Linked DNA regions of Mus musculus: region 1 is linked to region 2. The links are chromatin loops, found by intact Hi-C in ENCODE. Cell type or tissue: heart. All regions are shown on one strand. Links, peaks and the distances in the headings refer to the core of each region. The heading gives the core; the rest is flanking DNA.

Region 1 (11,428 bases), core at 1,992-9,991, 160 kb before region 2:
CAAAAATGCAAACCATTTTAAGATCTGTGTGTGTGTGTGTGTCCCCTAACTGACAGACATCTTGCTTGATACCCTGCCCTGTGTTTACTCAGGGGGTCCTGATGTGAAGAGAAAGACAAGAGATTCTGCCCTGAGCCCCAGCTTCATACAGCATCGTTGCTCATGTTCACAATAAACTCTGGAACTAGGCATCGCTATTGCAAAGACGTTGATGGCTCTCACTGGAAAAGTCTGGAGTGTCACCGTGCAGGACACTCTGAGCACTAACCATCTCCACTGGGACAAGTGTCACTTCCAAAGTGAAGTTCAAGATAGGCCTGTGGACTACTGACATCCTTTCATGGTGTGGGTCATGTTCTGCCCCTCCCCTCTGCACCTTCTGCCCGTTATATACAATAATTCTGCCCTAAGTGCACAACACCTAGTAACCTCAGTGTCCATACTAGTAAGGGGGACTCATCATCTATGCAGGGGGATTTTCTGGTGATTCTGCTGCTCTGGGAACCCCGCATTCTGCAAGTAAACCCAGTAAACTCAGGGGTTCCCCCAAGGAACCCCTTTGATGGACTTGTACTTTGGGTTGTCATTTGGGGCCCTGTAAGGAGTGGGTAGATGCCTGTTTTCGGTCCTGCCCACAAGGGGAATTTTCCAAACCATCTAAAATGGATTGAAGGCCACTCTACTTGTGGGGGGAAATAATAAATAGCTCAGAAGTAAACGTAATTTACTGTAAGTCGTGAGTTTTGTTCTGAGACAAAAATAATTCCTCCCTCCAGCAAATGACTACAGTTCTACCTTGGCCTCCAATCGTTTCTGTTTATTTTTCACTTGTCATGCATGCCATGAATACATAAACATTCCTCTCTTATACATTCTTACACACACACATGCCTGTCAAGTATCTATGTTGACAGAGACCGTGCTTGTTGTTTAGCATAAGTGAAATGTTTCTAAGTGATCGGTGCTTAACCCAGATCACCAACCCCCCCCCCCCATATGTGCGTGTCACCAGTGTAATTCGTAATTTCGAAAGTGCTCAGCACAACCCACCCGCACCGTGCAAGTTGTCCTCCCACGCCCTGCTCCCCCTAATCTTCAGGAAGCCACGGGGCCTCTTCTCTGCAGCCGGAGCTGCAGGGTGTGGGAGGAGCGGCAGGCCGGATCCCTACATCGCCTTCCCGGTCCGTCCGGGCCCGTCCCGCCCGGGAGCCCTCACTCGCCTCCAGCCGGTGGGCGGCAGGGTCGCGGCCTCCTCCCGGTCCTGCGCTCCCAGTCCGCCCCTCGCCCACCCTGCACACTTACCCCAAGGCGGCGTCCTCACGTGAGCGTCCCCGCCCCCCGGTGACCCGCACTCCCAGGTCCTAGCGTCCACCACTGTAAGCTCGGCTCTCCGACTTCCGGCTCTCCGGGCTGCTGGTGGGCGGGGCCTAGACCAGGAAGCCGCCCCACACTCTGTGCTTAACCTTTCCTGTCTGGGAGATTCAGGTCTCTCCTGTTACCGGCTCCAAGAAACCCTCACACTACATATGCACTATATAGGACATCAAGTGGAAGTTCTCCAAACGCCCGCTCTGTTCCAGCCATGCATACTTCAGTGGCTTAATTAATCTTTTAGAAGATCCTACCTTTCCTGTGTTTACCTCTAAAGGTAAAGTCCCTTAGTCTCCAACTTAAAAAAAAAAAAAAAAATCAACGTAGAAGCGATCAGATACGGTATGATTTGACCTGGAGTACACAAGTTCTGCGTAGAAACAAACTGGAATATTGCTTACTAGGAATGAGAAAGCAGTGCTGTAGATGGACAGTCTGTGTGTGTGTGTGTGTGTGTGTGTGTGTGTGTGTTTTGAGAGTGTTGGGGGCAGATGAGTCTCCCCTACTACCGCATCCCTTATTCTAGTTTTCAGACAGCCTTCTTACCGGCAGCAAGCCAAAGCCGTAGGGCCAAAGAAGCCACAGACAGCCCACAGCTGATGAGCTCTTAGTCGGTCAGCAGCCACATAAGAATTGCTGACAGAAATCCACCCCACCCCACGGCCAAAAAACAGCTGGGAGCAGCACTAGGCCTGCAAAGATTGCCATAGCAACCAGGAAATGATTTTAAAGATGTATGTGTACAGGACCTGGAAAAAGAGCTCAGAAGTTAAGAGTACTAACTACTGGCGCAGGGGATCCAAGATAGGTTGCAACACCCACTTTGATCTACTCAGTCACCTGTAACTCCAGCTTCAGCATGATCCAGTGCTCCCTTCTGTCTTCTTTGGATACCCTTACACACACACACACACACACACACACACACACACCACATACAGGAAGACACAGTGGGCATGTCCAGGATCCTACATATTGCCAGGTTATGCAGGGTCTCTGTCAGTTAGTGTTGTGGCCATCTAATGTTGAAAGCAATGTGCCGTGGGGAAGTTGTGAGCTATGTGCTTGTGGGGGAGGGAGGGGCTCCCTCTTTGGCAGCTGGGGAGTCTTCTGGAAGGCAGAAAGCTCTTGCAAGCAGGGTTGGTAACAATGTGATAGGGAATAATCATACAAAGTTGTCCTGTCCTCTCGTGGGGTCTGGGGCAGTCCTCCTGCATCAGTCTTTACCATCTGAGGTCAGAGAGATGATGAAGGACTGGGTGGGTGCACAGCCTTCAGTGCCCTCACCCGGAGCCAATGCTGTTGTTGTGCCCGGCACACCTTCATCCCACTGTGGGAATGGGTTGGTTTAGGATCTCAACGATCGACAAGCTAGCCTCCCTAATGATGGTGAAATGTTTCCCTAATGGTGGTGACATGCTTCCCCAATGGTGGTGACATTCTCCTTTGCTTTCCTCCGGCTCCATGTTCAAAAGGTTTAAAGTTTGGTTGTTTTTTTTTTTTGAAACAATCATACTATATAGCCCTGGCTGTCCTGGAACTGGCTAAGTAGACCAGGCTAGCCTCAAGCTCACAGAACTCCACTGGCCTCTCTTCCCCAAGTCCTGGGATTTTAAAAGTTTGTACCTCCACACCGAGCTATATTTAGGTTTTTAAATTAATAGTCTGGTAACACACGTGCACGTGCACACGCCAAGACGTTTTGGCGTTTTTCTGGGAGATGTGTGTTCCCAGGCTGTTGTTCCCTAGCCAGAAAGTCATGGAGACTAGTTTATACGGGTGTCAAAACTGGGTACGGCTGTTGTTACTTTGGGTACCATTACAGCAGTTTCGATGGTGACATTGAAGGCATTCTGTCCTGGGTTAACCAATGGGAACACATCCCAGGGCTGTTCTTCCTGTCATCCCCAAGGAAGCAAACAGGCTTCTCTCAGCTCTCCTCTCTGATTGCAAAATGGTGTTCCTGCCAGTAGGCTATCCTGTGACAATCAGGCATGGACTTTTCTTTTCCAATCCAAACCCACTCTTTAGGAGGAGCCAAGTAAGCCTACCATCTGCTGTTTTGATAAGGGGATGGGAAGTGTGTGCACCCAGGCGTGGAGACCAATCACCTGGGCATATGGGGCAACTCACGTTAGGCACCTGAATCTCAGCAGATCATTCCATCTGACGAATAAGCCATGCTAGCCCTGCCTTAGCTTTTAAATGAGCGAGTTTAACAGGTAGCAGAAAAATATTAGAACAGCAGATAAGCAACTGGGGGCCGTGATCGGCAAAAAGTATCTGAGACAACTGGAAGAAGATGCTGGACATGTGTTGTTCTCCGTTCTGTTTTCAAGGTGTGATGGTCTGTATATGCTCTGCCCAGGGAGTGGCACTATTAGAGGGTGTGGCCCTGTTGGATTAGGTGTGTCACTGTGGGCTTGGGCTTTAAGACTCTTATCCTCCAGCACTTGGGAGGCAGAGGCAGGCAGATTTCTGAGTTCGAGGCCAGCCTGGTCTACAAAGTGAGTTCCAGGACAGCGAGGGCTACACAGAAAAACCCTGTCTCAAAAAACCAAACCAAACCAAACCAAACCAAACCAAGACAAACAAACAAAAAGACTCTCATCCTAACTGCCTGGAAGGGAATATTCTGCCAGCAGCCTTCAGATGAAGATGTAGAACTCTCAGCTCCTCCATGCCTGCCTGGATGCGGCCATGCTCCCACCTTGACAATACTGAATTGAGTCTTTGAGCCTGTAAGCCAGCCCCAATTAAATGTTGGTTTTTATAAGAGTTGCCTTGGTCATGGTGGCTGTTCACAGCAGTAGAACCCTAACTAAGACACATGGACACAGTATTTTTACTCTTGACTTGTTTTGGCTGTTCTGCCTCACCTTTCCCACAAGGTTGGAGGGACAATCCTGCATTCAGAGCTAGCTTCTCAGGGACTTCAAACAGCATGGTCAGCTTGATCTTTGTATCACAGTTGAGGAGATATGACCAATTCAGATGATAGTTTGCAAAATTGAGTTGAGGAGCACCGCTTTAAAGGAGCCTGTGGTGGTTTGAATAAAAATGCCCCCCATAGACTCCACTTCATAGGGAGTAGCCCTACTGGGAATTGTGGCCTTGATAAAGGAAGTGTGTCTCAGTCTCCTGCTGCTGCCTGCTGTACAGATGTTGAACTCTCTGCCCCCTTTTCAGCACCACATCTGCCTACCCTGTCACCATGCTTCTCGTTTTGTAATGGTAATGAGCTAAACTTCTGAACCTGTAAGACATCCCTAGTTTAATGTTTTCTTTTATAAGAGTTGCCTTGGTGGAGGTGTCTCTTCTCAGGGTCAGCTCTACTTCGCCCCAATGTGGCTTCAGTCTGACATCAGCCGCTGTTCTGTTGAACGTGTTCTCTGCCACCAGCCACCTGCTTCCTCCTCTGTTTGTCCCTGGTGTCTCCTCTGAAAATTGGCCGTTTTTGGTCTTTATCTGCCTTTCGCTTTCCTTGAAGACTCTGACCAGCATTTTTGTTCTTCAGGCTCTCCAGAATTCTAAAGCCAAGCCCTTAGCATAAGCCTGCCTTCGAGAGTGGGGCCAACCAAGGCTTACGCAACAGCAACATCCAGCTTCAATGTACATTTTGAAGGAATGGCAGGGCTGAGGCTACAGTAGCTCAGCTCAAGGGTTCCTCCAAGAAGCCCAATCTGTTCCCCCATTAGCACCGCCAGACACCAGCACTGGTAGAAAGAGTGAGGGCATAAGCTTAGAAACTATCAGACTTCATTTGCGTCTACACTGGGAGAGTCTAGCTAAGTTACTTAATGCTTTGACCCATTTTCCTCATTTACTACGATCCATTTGATAGGGATTAAATGAGCAGCCTGCAAAGAGGGCGGCACAGGAGTGGGGTGGTGCACGGGCTCTCGGCTTTAGTCCCAGCTCTTGGGAGACAGGCAGATGGATGGATCTCTGAATTCGAGGCCAGCCTGGTCTTGTGGATTAAGTTCCACGACAGCCAGGGCTACACAGAGAAAGCCTGCGCAAACCTGGTAAAACAAGTTCAATCCCTGGAATCTATATAGAGATGGAGGGAGAGTTGGACATGATGGTTCATGACAGCCTGGTCTACATATCAAGTTTCAAGATAGCCAGGGCTACAAAGAGAAACTGTCTCAGAGAGCGAGGGAGAGGGAGAGGGAGAGGGAGAGGGAGAGGGAGAAGGGGAGGGGGAGGGAAAGAGAGAAGATGGGAGGAGAGGACAGACTTCACAAAGTTGTCCTCGGACCTGCACACGTGACTGTAGCTGTTGTGACATGCACACAGTCACAAACCTATAAAAACTGTCTTTTGACTTAATAGATCTATATCCCATCTGCTTTGGAGATGCAAATTTAGAAGGGTGTGGTATTTATTACCCTTTGGGGATAGCGAAAGACCTGGGGTTAAAATATGATACTAGATTAAAATCTCCCTGAAGTGCTGAGCTCTTCTTCTCCACCAGGAGGCGCTCCTTCTCCTTCTAGGTAGAGGCCTGAGCCAGGCCTTTCTTCCTGGCTGCTTTGTGGTATGAGAGACAGCCCTCACATTACTATCCCAGACCTGCAAGGGTTTCTGCAGTTTGCAGCCCTTCGAAATTATTATGGTGTGAAAGCAACACAAACTCACCCAAATCTATCTCAGTACAGATGACAGCCCACAAAGGCTGCGAACCCGGATCATGCAGCTGACGAAGTGCAACAGGCTGGAAGTGTCTCTCCCAAGTGTTTCAGTTGCTCTGAACGTCTTCCAGGCAGCTCAGATGGTTTCTGCTTCTTCTAGGCAGCCGGTCTTTGCAGCTTGGCTTGTGGTGATGCAGCTGTCTGTGAGTCATTTCTGCTCCTGTAAGTAACCTCATTAAAACTCATTGGTTCACCAAGTTGGACTTAGATGGTAGTCATACCTTGGTCTCGCATGTATATTAGTGTTCTGTCTGCATGTATATCTGCATGCCAGAAGAGGACGCTGGGTACATTATGATGAGTGTGAGCCACCATGTGGGTGCTGGGAATTGAACTCAGGACCTCTAGAAGAGCAGTCAGTCCTCTTAAACTCTGAGTTATCTCTCTATCCCTGGGAGTTTCTTTTTTTTCCCTTCCTTCCTTCCTTCCTTCCTTCCTTTCTTTTTTTAAAGATTAAATTATTTGTATTTTTATGTATACACATCTTTTGCCTGCATGTATGTCTGTGTATCACTTGCATACCTGATGTCTGCAGAGGCCGGAAGAGTGCATCAGATACACTGGAACTGGCATTAGAGATGGCTCTAAGCTTCTTTGTGGTACGAGGAATGTAACCCCAGCCAGTGCTCTTAATCACTGAATCTCTAGTCCCCTCATTTAAATGTACAGCAACCTTTTGCAGATAATTTCAGAATCCACCCAAACCATGAGTGGCCGTTGGGGAAACAATAAAGAACCACTCTCCTTTGAGAAGCCACATTCAAAACCAGTACGACCTGGGTGACTCTTACACAGCCGAAGCACAAAGTACAGAACAACCTTTGCATGTCTCTGGGACACAGCTTCTCTGTGCTCTCAGAAAACACTTCCCAGGAGATTTCACCCCAGAGCTGCTGGTCTCTTCTCAATCACCGCTAACTTCTTAGCTCCAGCTAACCAGCATCCCACTAGTCCCGTCTATTTTTCACTCTTAAAACGAGAGCCACATGGCTAAAGCTGCCAAGCTCTGCTGCTTGCTGGGGCTGGAACTTGGCCTCTGTAGTAGAGTTCTCTGGAGTCACAGAACTTGCGGACAGTCTCTATACAATAAGGAAATTTGTCACGATGACTTAACAGTCTGTAGTCCAACTCCCCAGCAATGCTCAGGTGTGAATAGAAAACTCAGTAGTTGCTCAATCCCATAAGGCCAGTAGATTCCAACAGATCTGCTGGCAAGTAAATGCAAGCAGGCAGAGAAGAGCGAATCTTCTTGATTCCAATGTCTGTTGTATGTCTTCAACAGAAGGTGTGGCTCAGATTAGAGATGTGTACCACCATACCTGGATCTGGGACTTGTTTTTATGCCAAGATCCAGGTCAGAAACTTGTTTCCCTCAAGATCTGGGTCACAGGTGAGCCTTTTGACTCTGGATTGTAGTTCATTCAAGATATAGTTGACAACCAGGAATAGCCATTGCAGCCCCCTTGTATATATTACATTATCATCAGATTTCTGTTTTCCAACCCCTTCACTGCCTAAGCTTAGCTGTCCTCGAACTTGCTCTGTAAACTGACTTTGAATTCAGAGATCTGCATGCCTGTCTCGTGGGATTAAAAGTATGTACCACCACACCTGGACTTAACTTTTCTTCATCTAGAACTTGCTGTCCCAGGCAGGCTTGAACTCTGCTTGGCTTTATCTGCTGGGATTAAAGGTATCAATCACCATGCTTGGATCTAAATTTAGCTGGGTAGGATCTTGCCCCCAAATCCCTTAATCTGTTATCTCCTAGGACATAGGATTCGGTTCCATTTCACATCCTGGTGCCCCTTTAATACTCAAACTATATATTTTGTATTTTTCCTTTCTAAGCTTGTTATGCTTATTCAAAACACTCTTCATGAGACTCAATCAAAGTACAACGTCTATGATGGGCATTTCTGAGACTTCCTTTGTCAGTGCAAGTAATCTGAGTCTCTTCACCTTAACCTCAGGCAGACTCTTCAGACAAGGGCAAAAAAGCAGCCATGTTCTTCACCCAAATACTACAAAAACAGTCTCTAGGCCACAGACTGAAGTTCTTCTCCACTGAAACCTCTTGGACCGGGTCTGCACAGTCAAATCACTCACAGGAACAAAGTCTTCCATATTCCTACTAGGATGGCCCATTAAGCCTCACTTAAAACATTCCATGGCTTTCCAAATCCAAAGTCCCCAAATCCACATTCTTTCAAACAAAACAGTCAAGCCTATCACAGCAATACCCCAGTCCCTGGTACCAACTTCTGTCTTGGTTAGGGTTTTACTGCTGTGAACAGACACCATGACCAAGTCAACTCTTATAAGGACTACATTTAATTGAGGCTGCCTTACAGGTTCAGAGGTTCAGTCCAGTATCATCAAGGTGGGAGCATGGCAGCATCCAGGCAGGCATGGTGCAGAAGCTGAGAGTACTATGTCTTTATCTGAAGGCTGTTAGCAGAAGACTGGCTTCCAGGCAGCTAGGGCCTTAAAGCCCACGCCCACAGTGACACACCTACTCCAAAAAAGCCACACCTTCTATAGTGCCAATCCCTAGGCCGAGCATATGCAAACCATCACAATGATACAGACATGATTATCATAGTCCCGCAAGAGACTGGATAGGCAAACTATTTGCATTATACAAAGATTTTCATTCAACTAAAAGATTTATTGACTGCCTTTCATATGCTAAGTATAGTACAAGATGTTGAATCAAAGAAAATGGGGCCGGGCGTGGTGGCACACGCCTTTAATCCCAGCATTTGGGAGGCAGAGGCAGGTGGATTTCTGAGTTCGAGGTCAGCTTGGACTACAGAGTGAGTTCCAGGACAGCCAGGGCTACTCAGAGAAACCCTGTCTTGGGAAAGAAAAAAAGAAGAAGGAGGAGGAGGAGGAAGAGGAGGAGGAAGAGGAGGAGGAAGAAGAAGGAGGAAGAGGAGAAGGAGGAAGGAGGAGGAGGAGTATCAATGTCAGAGGAACTGGGTTTGGTGGTGGTGATTGAAAGGTGATGGCATGGGGTTGGTGAGATGGCTCAGCAGGTAAGAGCACCCTACTGCTCTTCCGAAGGTCCTGAGTTCAAATCCCAGCAACCACATGGTGGCTCACAACCATCCCTAACGAGATCTGACTCCCTCTTCTGGTGTGTCTGAAGACAGCTACAGTGTACTTATGTATAATAAATAAATAAATCTTTAAAAAAAAAAAAGGCTCACAACCATCTGAAGATCTGACGCCCTCTTCTGGAGTGTCTGAAGACAGCTACAGTGTACTTACATATAATAAATAAATAAATCTTTAAAAAAATAATAAAAAAATAAAAATAAAAAAAGAAAGGTGGTGGCATGAGAGTCATGAGTTCGAGACTAGCTTTGAAAGATCCTGACAGAATGTAAAAGGTCACAGAAGCCCTGAAATTGGCAAAATAAATTTCAGTGTTAGTAGAAGTAGCTTCACTGATTTAGAAAAAATAGAGGTGCACAATGCTCTGGCCGCTCCTTGAACCCGTGTATCTGCCAATGTTCTGACCGTTCCTTGAACCCAGGTGTGTGCCCACTGCTGCACCTCACTGTTTGTGATATTGGTTGCTGGGATAGAGTCGGAAAATCTCCCCAGCAACCACAGCTGGGCCAATCCTGAGTTACTGTACCTTCATTAAACTCTTTCCTTGTTTCCCTCCCATACCCATTTCTTGAGAAATCAATCCTTTTACATTGTTTAGATCTGGAAATCCCCTACTCCCCCACTTCTCCTTTCCCCCCTGAGGGCCTATAAAAACTGGGACCCCCTTTTCCCTTGGGGTCGACTCCTCTACCCCTGCATGGGATATGAGTCGTCCCAAGAGCTCTGGCTTTCCCAGAATAAAGCCTCATGTGGTTTACATCAAGCTTGGTCTCTTGTGAGTTCTTGGGGATCCGCTATTATCCCAAGACTTGAGTGAGGGTCTTTTAGCTTCACCTATAGCGAGTTTGGGACCAGGTTGGGCAACATGAGACTCTGAAAAGGCCAAAGTATTACAGCTGCTAATGATGGTGACAATATGTTTGGGTGCACACAATAAAACAAATCAGTAATGGGACCCGGATTATTTTTTCTTTTTCAGTATCTTTTCATTCCCTCAGAGAAGTACTGAAGCAAATTTATTAGTGGTAAACTAATACTGGAGATAATGCAATAGGAACTAAAGAATTTAGTATCATTGGTTAGAAACACTATTTCTTGAGTCGAATAATAATTTTTTTTTTTTTTTTTTTTGGTTTTTCGGGACAGGGTTCCTCTGTGTAGCCCTGGCTGTCCTGGAACTCACTCTGTAGACCAGGCTGGCCTCGAACTCAGAAATCTGCCTGCCTCTGCCTCCAGAGTGCTGGGATTAAAGGCGTGCACCACCACGCCCGGCTGAGTCTAATAATTTGTAGAATATGATTCACACAGGTTGCAATGGATTATCTTGGGTGGTTTTTTTTGTTGTTTTTTGTTTTTTTAAAAAAACAAACTCATGACGAATAACCTTTCAGAATCTTCATTCTGTTGTCAAAATTACGGAAACTATTCACAACTTTATTATAGCAAAAAGAAAGGGGTGGATAGAGAAGACACACACAAAACGACAGTCAGAAGAAGAGTCAAGAATAAGTTAAAAGCCCAAGGTGGCAGTATGCGCCTGTCTGAAGGTTGAGGATCACTCAAAACCTGTGTAAAATACCGACAGCTGGAAACAGCACGATGCGTACTAAAGCTGCTAGGAGTTTCCTGAGATCAAACAAAAATCAAGAAGACAGTAGGTTCCTCCCTCCACCAGTTTTATCATGGAAAATGTCTAGAGCATACACAAGCACAAAGAATATTTGTTCGTCTACCGCGCAGCATCAACAGTCATCATTTCTACCTCCCACTCACTGGCATCCCGAAGTCAATTCCAGTTTAGCCTGTCGTTTTACAGACTCTAACGCAAAGGCTTGGGAGCCAAGGCACTTGCTGTCCAAGTCCACTAGGTGGCAGCCCTTTAAATACGATCGTATGTAAGAAAAGACTCAACCAAACGAATTTTGAAAGAAATAACTGCAATACCAGAGGAGGTGTTTGACAGAACAAACACAAGATCCCCCAGAAGGTACGCCTCGTCCTCAACAAACACAAGAGCCTCGAGAAGGCGAGCCTCGTCCTCAGGGCGGGGACTCAGCTGGCCCAACCGGGCCGGCCTTTTAGGGACTGGGCTGTTTCGGGCCCGCCCACCGGTCCCAGCAGCCCTCGCGCGCCGCTGCGTCAGGAACGGCGTACCGTTCGGGACGCCCAGGCCAGGGCTCGTGAGCGCGCGCGCGCCGTGCGTCCTGGGCGCGGGGCCGCGCGCGCCGGGCCTCCGG
Region 2 (11,428 bases), core at 1,085-9,084:
GACTTGGTCCTCTACCTTTATTCTCTGCCTCTGGAGCTCACCCCCTTCTGTGGTGATCAGTGTCAATGACACCCTATATTCCAGTCATGAATCCGAACCTCTGTCTGAGTGCCCAACTTCATTTCTGATGACTGATTGTCATTTCTGTGTGGATACCTAGTAGTGATGGCCAACTGGACATATAGGTCACCCCTGATACTCTCCTAAGCCTGCTCATCCCTCTTACTTCTCGGTTTACACAAATGGACAGAAGAGGAGGCAAACACTTACGTGCTGGCCGCTTGACATCATCTCATTTAGCTCTAAACATTCTCTTACCAAGTACATTTAAAAAAGATCTTCATTTTATACATGAGAACACTTGGGAATTAGATTACCTGTCCTGTTATATACTTAACACTAGCCAATGTTTAACTGAGTGATTGGCACATGAATGACCCACCCGCTGTTTGTCAGATCCGCGTCCCTGTTAAGTACATCTGCCCTCTCATCCTAAGTAAGCAGAGCTGTTAGCGTCAAATCCTCCACTCTCACAGCCCTAACAAGCCTGTCTTGTTGGCCCCCTATCTTCCAGATACCAAAAACAGAAAAACGAAAAACAAAATAACAAAAACCCATGAAAAGCAGGAAAAAAAAAATGTGTACAATATGAACATGCTAGGAAGAGAAAGAAACAGGTTTCTGACCCAAGTACATCTCTGGGTCCTGACATATGACACCAGGCTTAGTGGTGCATACCCTTAGTCCCAGCACTTGGGAGGCAGAGGTAGGCCTGTGTAAGTTCTAGTACAGCCAGAGCTACATAAGGAGACTCTCTTAAAAACAAGCAAACAGGGCTGGTGAGATGGCTCAGTGGGTAAGAGCACCTGACTGCTCTTCCGAAGGTCCAGAGTTCAAATCCCAGCAACCACATGGTGGCTCACAACCATCTGTAACAAGATCTGACGCCCTCTTCTGGTGTGTCTGAAGACAGCTACAGTGTACTTACATGTAATAAATAAATAAATCTTTAAAAAAAAAAAAAAAAAAACAAGCAAACAAACAAAACCTTCAGAGGCACACCCTCAAGAACTCACTTCCTCTGGACAGGTCCTACCTTTCTCAGTTCTCCATACCATACCTCAACATATGTTCAGGTTTTAAATCCATCAGTAGATTAAGCGACTGGCTAGCTCAGAGCCCTGGAGGTCCATCTCTGGAAACTCTCTCATAGACTCACTTAGAGGTGTATTTTACAAACTTCTCAGATGTCTCTGAATTCACGTGGACAAAATTAACTATCATACCACCGGAGAAGTTTCTCGAAAATGTCACCAGTATAAAAAAGAACACCTAGGGCCGGAAAGATGGCTTAGCAGCAGCAATTAAGAGCATTGGCTGCTCTTCAAGAGGACCTGGGAGCAATTCCTAGCACCCACATAGGCAGTTCACAACTGTCTGTAATTCCAGTTTCAAGGGATCTCACACCCTCACACAGACATACATGTAGGCAGAACACTAACGTAAATAAAAATTTAAATATTTTTGAAGGAACACGTAGATTTTTAAAATATATATATATATATATATATATATATATATATATAATGGTATTGAGGATTGTGTTTTATGTAATGTGTATAAATGTGGGACTCTGCAGGGCTCAGGGGACTAGTAGCAATAGACACAAACAGAAATAGTGTTGGGAGACAGACAGGCTTTCTTTCATTTGAAAGGCTAGACTGGGCCTGGAGCTTTCAGTGTTCCTGTGTGGTCTCCCAACTGCTAATGATTACAGGCAGGAGATACCAGCAGGAACAACATCTGTAGGATAAAATAGAACAGCCTATTATCATCCATGGTCACCATTGCTCAGGCACACATGTATTGTTTCTATGCTCAGAAGGGTGGAATCTAAAGTGAAAGCAGATTCGTAAATATCTAAACAAGTTTGAACCTACCGTGACGGGCAGCAGCGATCCATGTCATGTTTGTGAAGGGCACATGTAAATATTTCAGTGGTCCTTGAGAGTCATTTTGCTGAAAGACACTGTCTTGTGGTCGGTGCCTAAAGGGCAGTTTATAGCAATCCTGCCTACATTGTTCCTACTTAAAGCAGAGTCCACAGTCCCTTGAAAGACACTGGCTTTCTGCCTTTGTCCTCTTTCTGCTGCAGCAGCGATGGAGATAACAGAGCAGAGAGGAGAATTGAAGAGTGCGGTGTGCTGCTAAGGTGCTTGCCACCCCCACCCCACCCCACCCCCACTTCCTGACTCAAGCTGGTTGGAGAGGCTGAGAAACTGAAGCTCCTCTGACTCAAAATCTGTAAACTCAGCTGATTTGATCCACTCAAGAAAGAAAAAAAAATGAGTTTGTAATGTCTTAACCAGAAGCTGGCAAAGAGGTGTTCCCATTTTCACTGGGTTTTTGTTCATGCTGGGACCCCTCACCTGGCCTCCTATGGCTAGCAATGAGGTTAGAACCAATCAGAATTGGGTCAAAAGCCCCAGTTCCCAAGAGTCCTTGTGGACTAGGCTCAGGGCCCCATCCCCACCTCCATCCCAGAAAACTAACGAAAAAGAAGCTGGTGGTAAAGTCAAGAAAAGAGCATTGTTATTACTATTACTTATTATTATCATCATCATCATTATCATAAAGGGCATGATCACACTGGCAAATGCAGAGGCCTGATGATCTAAACACTGTTTCAGAGTGTTCTCAAGAGTCTCCGGGTTGTACAGGGAAAAGAGGCAGAGCCCAAGTTTCCCTGGTGGGTCCTGATGCTCTCTTTGATCTGGATGTGTTCTCATTCGTGTGACCTTGGGCCATCATTTCAGGGTCCATCACGCAGGGCGTTGTTGGCGTCACAGAAATCTCCCTTGTTTAGGCGCAGCATTAGTCCTTTGTCGCAGTATGTCCGTCCGTCCGTCCAGCCTGTTGTTCTGAGGATCCAACATGGAGTAGAAAGACTCAGGAGACCTCACAGGACAGGGAGGAAACGAGAGAGAAACAAAACAGAGTTCGCATCAACAGTGGCTGAGCATCCTTACAAGCCACATGGTCCAGCCCACTGCGGTGGGTATTGGGCACAAATAGGGGCTCCTTACAGAGCCACCAGCATGGATGGAGCTCCAGGATGACGAGGAGTGTTTGATCCAGGGCTCCTGAAACCCAAGTCCCTTGGCGTCCCTTCAGGGTGGGTAAGCTGACAAATCACATAGTTCCCTACATGGGAAGCAGACAGAGAACGGGGTCCAGTTTATCAAACTTCAAAGTCAGCCCCCAGTGGAGTATCTCCCACCCCTCAGTCTTTACAAACAGTGCCACTGACTGGGGATATGTTCAAACACACAAGCCTACGGGGATAGTGTTTAATCCATCACAGTTTTATTTTTTTAAATGCACTTATTAAAATAAATGTTATCTATGTAACTATGTACTGGGTTTAATGAAATAATGAGCAATTTTAACTAAAAAAATTTAATTTCAAATATTGAAACGATACACATAACCTCTTTGAAACACTCCATGTTTTCAACAGTATAGAATCCTGTGAACAAGAGGTTTGGGAGTCAGTGATCTACAATAGCATTTTAAATGGTTGGACTAGCCCACTGATGTAGTGGATCGTAATCTCTGTAACTCATAAATAATGCTGAGAATAAGATCCGTAAAATTTAATAGGTGTAGACCCTTGTTTTCTTAGGGTAGTTTTCAGGGGAGCTTCATTTAATGTGTGGGATGTATATGCACCTATTAGTGTGTGCATATGTGCATGGCTGGTGTATAACATACTCTTATGTCATCCTATATTTAAAATAGTGTGTACACATGTATGTATGTATATGCACGCGCACCCAAGCGTGTGTATGTGCACTTGTGCACATGTGTGTGCACACACGTGTATATATGTGCGTGTGTGTGTATGTGTGTACTTGCATGTGTGTGTGTGTGTGTTTGCACTCCTTCTGTGGCACACATGTGGAGATCAGAAGATGACTTGCAAGAATTGGCTCTCTACTTCCACCTTGTGGATCTTGAGGCTTGACTATAAGGCTTGGTGGCAGCTAAATATAAGGTCATCAGGTTTGGTGACAGATGTCCTTATGAGCTGAACCACCACCTTGGGTGGCTTTCTTACTTTTGATTTTCCTAAACAGGGTTTCTCATGGCACCTGGAGCTTTAGTGAACCCAGAAATCCTCCTATGTCTACCTCCTTCTAGGGCTGGGTTTCATATATCAACCCCTGTGCCTGACATATGAACATATGGGCATATGAATCTGAACCCTGGTCTTTTACTAACTGATCCATCTACTCAGCCCCCGATTTTTAAAGAAAACCTATGCTTACTTTACAAAATGTATTAATACCAGCACTATGACCCACATTAGCTAGTAATTTATTACTATCCATCTCAGCCAATTTTTTCTAGGCTGCTGCCTCCCAGTAAACCAAGGAGAGTTTAAGACACTTCCTAGGTTAAGAAAGGGTTTGACACTAGGCCATTGCTCCCAAAGTGAACTGGCCATGTGGGCTCCAACTCAATGGCTGTGGAATATTGCTGGAAAAGCAATGGTTATGGTAAAGACCTAAATGTACTTTATTTGTGGGCTACTGGTGGGATAAGCCCCATCTTCCTAAAGTTCAAGACTCAATGACTGGTCAAGCCAATACTGACCTGACCTCCGTTCCAACTGAGGCTTCTTCCAGTTGGTCTCCCTCCCATACCTAGTGACATTCCTGAGCAGGATTCACTGCTGCCTTCTCTCCTTTTTGGCAGTGCCAGGCTTAACATTTTTATGAATTAGTGACTGAAGTGTGGGACAGATCCGTATCCAGTGATCCCTAGGTGCTTAAACACGTATTTAAAATGAACCTTGCCTCGCACGTCAAGTATCAGTCCTGTTCTATTCATCTGCCCTGTGCCTCATTCTTATATCCAGTAAGGAGGACAAATCAGCTTTGTGGCAGAGCTGCTGAACCGAACCGCAGGGCACAGCGGCTGGCAGCAGAGGTAAGCCGCCCAACAGGTGGCAGCAGACCAGACGGCTGATGGGCGGGGCCCGGCTCCGCGAGAGGCCGGAGCGCACACACCTGGGGGCGTGGCCGAGGGCGTGCCCAGCCCGGGCTCCAGGGGGCGTGGCCTGCAGCCCGGCGCGGGCCTGGGAGCGGCCGGGGACAGCGCGGGCCTGTGTGTCCGCGGCGCCGGGGTTCGCGGGAGCTGCTTGGAGGCTCGGCGGCCGGGAGGAGGCCGGGGCCACGGTGAGCGAGCTCGGGCGCGCGGGCGGGCGGCATCTAGGAAGCCAGGCCGCGGCGCTCGGCGGGGATGCGGGCGCCGAGAGGCCCGAACGGCGGGGACAAAGGGCCGCGGTGCCACCGCCTTCGGAACCTCGGGTCCGGGCGCTGGTGTGGGGTGTCGCGCTCCTCCCCCGCGGTCACCTGGATTCCCGGAGGACGGCGGGAAGACGCTCGGGGCAGCCGGGGGTGTCTGTGGGTCCCCGCGGCCGGCAGCGGCGACGGGGCCGCACCGGCTGTGGGCAGGATGCCCAGGGAGCCGGCTGGGTCCGCAGGGAGCGGGCGAGAAAATGGGATTACTAACGGTTCCCCGCCGGCGGGCAGGAGCTCTGGACTTTCTGTTTCAGAACGGAGTCATACCCCATGCAGAGCCTGTGGTGTAGCGCCATCTCCTAGTTTTGTAACCAGCAGGGTCCACTTTCTAACCGGCCCTACATCAAAATTGTATTTTATTGTTTTGAGGGGATTTATTTTGACTCCTTTAAAATAAAATGCATGCGTCTGTATGCGTATGCACACTTTTCGTCTTGGCACTGCTATAGGGGCCAGAAGAGGGCATTGGATGCCCCAGAGCTGGGCTTGCTGACCCTTGTGCCCTGCCAGTGTGGGTGCTGGGAACCGAACTCGGGTCCTCTACAAGAGTAGCAAGTGCTCTTAAGACATTGAGCCATCTCTCTAGCCCCTTATTTTTATCGTTAATTTATCTAACTTGGAAGTAAAGCTGGCCTGCAGTTCATTATCCTCCTGCCTTGCTTGCCAAATGCTGGGATCACAGGCGTGTCTCATCAGGCCCAGCTATTATTTAATTGATTTTGTTGGGAATTTGTGTTTTAGCCTTAAGAAATTATATCTTTAAAATTTTAGTGGGTGCGCGAGCGTGTTTATGCGCACACAAGCATACCTGTGCACCTGCGCCATGGTGTGTATGCCAAAGGACAACTTTGGAGGGAGGCAATTCTCTTCCTTTTTTTTTTTTTTTTTTTTCCTGGTTTTTCGAGGCAGGGTTTCTCTGTGTAGCCCTGGATGTCCTGGAACTCACTCTGTAGACCAGGCTGGCCTCGAACTCAGAAATCCGCCAACCTCTGCCTCCCAAGTAGAACTTAGGCTTTCAGGCATGTCAGGCAAGTGTTGTTAGCCACCTAGCTATCTTGCCAGCCCCCACTTATAACCCCTGTGAGAATTTGTGCTGGTGCCCCTCTGTTTTCTTTCTGTACTGTGATACTTCTTAAGAACAGAAGAATCTACCGTACTAACAGAATATCTTCCCATTTACCTACAATTCTTAATGCAGTTAAGAATGGTTGTGGTTCCTGCGCCTCTCCCCCAAGTCCTTTACCAACAAAGTGAGATAATCACCAGAATAATTTTCCTTCACAGTTTTGCTTTGATGCTCAGATTTTGAACATTGGAGCTGAAGGTGTAGTTCATGGTAGAAACCTTGCCTCACACACGCGAGGCCCTGGATTTCATCTCCAGCTGCACGTGTGAGCACCTACAGGGTGCTTTAACGTAACGCAGAAGTAATAGCTTTAAAGATGTATTTTTATTGTTTTTAATTATGTGTGTGTGAGCGTGTGTTCCGTGTTCAGGTGCCCCAGGAAGTCATAGGGTTCAGCGCCCCTCCCCCCGAAGCTAAAGTTACAGGTGATTTCGAGCTGTCCCAGATAGGTGCTGGGAACCAAACTCAAGTCTTCTGAAACTGCAGTAACATACTCCTAACCACTAAAACCATCTCTCCAGCCCCGGTGTGGGTGGGGCTGGCCTTGAACATGCCTCCTGAGTCCCTGCCTCCTGAATCCCTGCCTCCTGAGTCCCTGCCTCCTGAGTACCGGAATTTAAAAAGGCCTGCACCACCACACCTGGCAGTATTATTAGTTCTTACATAAATTATTTTAAATTGAATATGATGTTGAAACTTGAGTTGTAGCGCTACAGTTGGATCCTTTCGGATGGCTGGGACCTCAGCAGTGTTAACTAGGATTTTAATCATCTCCATGTCTGAGTAGTTTGCGGTTCATTCTTTAAAGATGGCCACCCAAGCCTGAATGTTTGAATGTTTAAGTGATCTTTGAGAATGTTCCTCAAATGATCCCTCAGGGGGTTGGACACAAGCAAGTGACTCTTGACTTATATTCCATGTTTTTTTGTTTGGTTTCGTCTTAGTTTGTAACCTACCACTTGCCTTTGAATTAAAGTTTCTCGTTGCTTTGTTTTTCTAGCTTCTTGGAAGCTACTGAGTGACTTCTTTGAAGAACCATGAAGTCACACTATATTGTGCTAGCTCTAGCCTCCCTGACGTTCCTGCTGTGTCTCCCCGTGTCCCAGAGCTGTAACAAAGCACTCTGTGCCAGCGATGTGAGCAAATGCCTCATTCAGGTAAGGATTCAAGGTACCTTCGTTAATACTGAAACATACTGTGTGCAGGTAGATACTATAGGGATATATCAAAGCAGGTACACACACCGTCTGAGCAGTGGGCCAGGGTCGGCGGTACCGAACTTTGTTTTTTATCTTTATGGCTATCTTCCATCCGACCAAAATTGGTTCAAGAAGTTCAATCTGCAGTATGCTAGTCTGCTGTATAAGCTGTTATGGGTGATGAGTGTACTACTGTCTACAATCTAGCTTAGATGACAGAGTCTTAATAACTATATTTAGAAGACTTTTAGCCTGTCAGTTAATAGATAGATTATTACATATAACGTATTATTTTCCGGTTGCTGTGTAACAGATTATATCAAAACCTAGCAACTACAGCCAAAATACATTATCTCGTGAAGCTTCTCAGGGACTCAAGTCTGGGAGGCAGTGTGGCTGGGTGGTTCCGGTTCAGGCTCACTCATGTTGCAGGCAGATTGTTGGCCAGGACTATAGACTCTTCTCCCAAGTATGTGAAAAATGATCCTTTCCAATGGAAGCGAGGCAAACCCATGTAATTACCTGTCGTTTTGCTGAGATGAAAAGTGACGGTCATTTGGTGACGTTCCTGTAGCTGGGAAATGGTTGTGGGTTTGACCTGTTCTGACCTGTTTCTGGCTGCTAAGCCCATGACTCTTTCACTCAGCATCCTGGTTACTATTCTCCATGATGTTGTGACAGTGACAGATAAATTATGTAGCTTCTCTCTCCCCATCCCTCCAGCAGTCTTTCTTCTCTTTGAGGGGGCCATGTCTTTTGTGTCCTCCATTCTAGGTGCTGACCATGGCCCCACGAAATTTATCAGCTATGCGTACAGGCTGAATATGTGTGAAATGTTTATGGCCAAAGTGTTTCACATTTTGAAATTTTTAGAATTGCATAAATATATATGCCAATATGTATGTATGTATGTATGTATAAGGCAAATATACATTTTACACACACACACACACACACACACACACACACACACACACGTATGAAATTACCTTAGTTGTGAGACGCAGTCTAAAGAGTAAACCTATTTGCTTGCCGTGCGCTTTGCTTTGCCTGGGAGTGACCTTCTGCAGTATTTTTAGCTGTTTTGACTACAACGCCTCATCGGCTGTCAGATGTGGAATTTTCCACTTGTGATGTCATGTTCATGCCCAGGAAGGTTTAGGGTTTTGAGCCTTTCAGATTACACGTTTACAAAGAGAGACACACAGCCTCTGTTAGCTTTCCATGTAGAGTGAGTCCACCAACTTTGGCTCTAATTCTCGCTTGAGACTACAATCATAAGTAATTTTATAGATCAAGGATTTTTATTTTTTGTGCCTATTCCTGATATTTTCCTCCTTTTCATTAGTAATTTGAATTCTAGTTACATGAATCACATACTCTGTAGAACCTTTAAAATTTGCCTTTCAAATCTAGAGAAATCTGTTATTAATTTTAACTTTAGCCGGGCATGGTGGCGCATGCCTTTGATCCCAGCACTTGGGAGGCAGAGGCACGGATTTCTGAGTTCGAGGCCAGCCTGGTCTACAGAGTGAGTTCCAGGACAGCCAGGGCTACACAGAGAAAACCTGTCTCCAAAACAAAACAAAACAAACAAACAAACAAAAACCCAAAATGAAACAAAACAAAAATTTAACTTTATTATGCCTGTGTGTGTGTGTGTGTGTGTGTGTGTGTGTGTGTGTGAATTTAGGGAACCTTGTTTCCTTGGTGCCCTCCATCCCCTTTGAGACAGGGTTTCTCTGTGTAGCCCTGGCTGTCCTGGAACTCACTTTGTAGACCAGACTGGCCTCGAACTCAGAAATCCGCCTGCCTCTGCCTCCCAAGGGCTGGGATCAAAGGTGTGCGCCACCGGCATTTTTGGAACTTTTAGTATAACATCTGTCTTAGTCTTCTGTTGCTGTGAAGAGACACCATGAGAAAGGCAACTTTTAGAAAGCATTTATTTGGGGCTTGTTGACAGGAGGAAGAGTGAGTCCATGGTTGTCGTGGCTGGGAACAAGGCAGCAGGCAGGCAGGCAGGCAGGCAGGCATGGTGCTGTAGCTGTAGCCGAGAGCTTTCCATCCTGATCCACAGGCAGCAGGCAGAGAGAAAGAGTGCAGCTGGGCCTACCATGGGCTTTTGAAATCTCCAACCTCAAGTGTCACACCTCCTTCTATAATAGCACCTAGTAATTCTAAGTGCTCCAACTGGGAACTAAGAGTGCAAATGTATGTCCTGTAGGGGCCATTTTGTTCTGCCCACCACAACATCCTTGCCCTGACATTTGAAATGTAAACAGTTGAGTCTAGACACTTGAAGAATCCATTCTGAGCATGTGCATGGCCTTGGTTGCTGTAGCTTTGTAGTATAGCTTTGTAGTGTAGTCTCATTTCGCTCTTTTTAAGACTTTGTTCCTGATTCTGGGTCCCTTGCATTTGCATATGAATTTTTGGGTCATCTTGTTAATTTCTGTAATAAAACTTGCTAGGAATTGATTTAACATAGTAGGCTTCATTTTTTAGAAATGTTTTTGGTCTTTAGAAAAAAATGGGTACAGAGTTTCCTTATACTTCTTTGTCTAGCTTTATTCATTTTCAATAGGTTTTTTTTTTTTTTCTTGTTGAGACAGTCTTGCTATTTTACCTATGCTGGTCTTGAACTTGGAGTCCTCCTGCCTCAACCTAGTGAATACCTGGGATTACAGACGTGTACCACCACACTCAACAGTTTCTGCCTATTATTACCTTTCTTTACTGTGGTACACTTTCTACTACAGATGAACCAATATTGATACCCTGTGTTATTAACTAAAACACATTGTTTAAGGTTGTTCATATAGTTTTTCTGTGGGTTTTAACAGATGCATGCATACTGTGCATTTATGATGGTACTCGTTTGAGGATAGTTTGATTGCCTTAAGTCTCCCCTGTACTCTTAATGTAGTCATGCCTCCCTATGTCTCTCCAGCCTTGTAACAACCACTTCTTCTTTTGATTATCTATCTTTTGACCATTGCCAGAGTGCTGTAGAGTTGGAATCATGATAAGTGTGTCTTCTTTCATTCAGCAGTGTTCCTGCCACGGTTGTTCATGGCTACTGTATTAGTCAGGGTTGCCTGGAGGAACAGGACAGATAGAATGAATCAGTCTATCTCCTTATCTGCTGGCCAGTCTGTCTATGTATCTATTTATCTGTGGAAAGGGGGTTTATTAGGATGGAGTATAGGCTTTGGTCTAGCTAGTCCAATAATTGCTGTCTACCAATGGAAGGTGCAAGAATCCAGGACTTGTTCAGTCCATGAGGTCTTTAGTGTGCCTCAGAATCTTGAAGTCGGCTATAGTGCCAGTGAAGGAGTGACTTTCCAGTGAGAGTGAGAGGAAACAGGTAGAGAGCAAGCCTTCTTCTTTCATGTATGTTATCCAGGCTGCCAGCAGGTGTGGCCAGATTAAAGGTGGGTTTTCCCTCCTCAAAAGGTCTGAATTAAAAGTGGATATTCTGGGGGCTGGAGGCATGGCTCAGTGGTTAAGAGCACTGACTGCTCTTCCGGAGGTCCTGAGTTCAAATCCCAGCAACCACATGGTGGCTCAAAACCATCTGTAACAAGATCTGACTCCCTCTTCTGGTATCTGAAGACAGCTACAGTGTACTTACATATAATAAATAAAATAAATCTTTTAAAAAAGAAACAAACAAACAAACTCTGAGTTAGGATTAAATAATTTCTACAACATCCACATATACAACTCCTGCC

Evidence for each region. Hi-C counts contacts between places; a loop is a spot of excess contacts. Peaks named below come from ENCODE experiments on the same cell type or tissue, not always from the same donor. Only the 100,000 strongest peaks of a DNase experiment are listed, where the experiment ranks them.
Region 1: it touches region 2 in a loop (5-fold over the local background); 22 of 42 quality-filtered maps call a loop at or near these places.

The regions. Positions count from the first base shown.
Region 1 is chr17:66,101,524-66,112,951 of GRCm38, reverse strand. It overlaps Ndufv2 (NADH:ubiquinone oxidoreductase core subunit V2), which reads left to right and starts at 11,393. Exons shown (of 8, transcript NM_028388.3): 1 at 11,393-11,428. Washc1 (WASH complex subunit 1) reads right to left here and starts at 1,406. Exons shown (of 11, transcript NM_026833.1): 1 at 1,303-1,406. In heart, for the core only: a CTCF peak has its summit at 5,846 (motif pointing right); a DNase peak (open chromatin) is centred at 5,891; H3K4me3 peaks cover 224 bases; H3K27ac peaks cover 86 bases.
Region 2 is chr17:65,944,882-65,956,309 of GRCm38, reverse strand. Twsg1 (twisted gastrulation BMP signaling modulator 1) reads left to right here and starts at 5,123. Exons shown (of 5, transcript NM_023053.3): 1 at 5,123-5,243; 2 at 7,496-7,652. The coding sequence starts at 7,533. In heart, for the core only: CTCF peaks have their summits at 4,017 (motif pointing left) and 4,990 (motif pointing right); DNase peaks (open chromatin) are centred at 5,119 and 8,779; H3K4me3 peaks cover 2,135 bases; H3K27ac peaks cover 2,489 bases.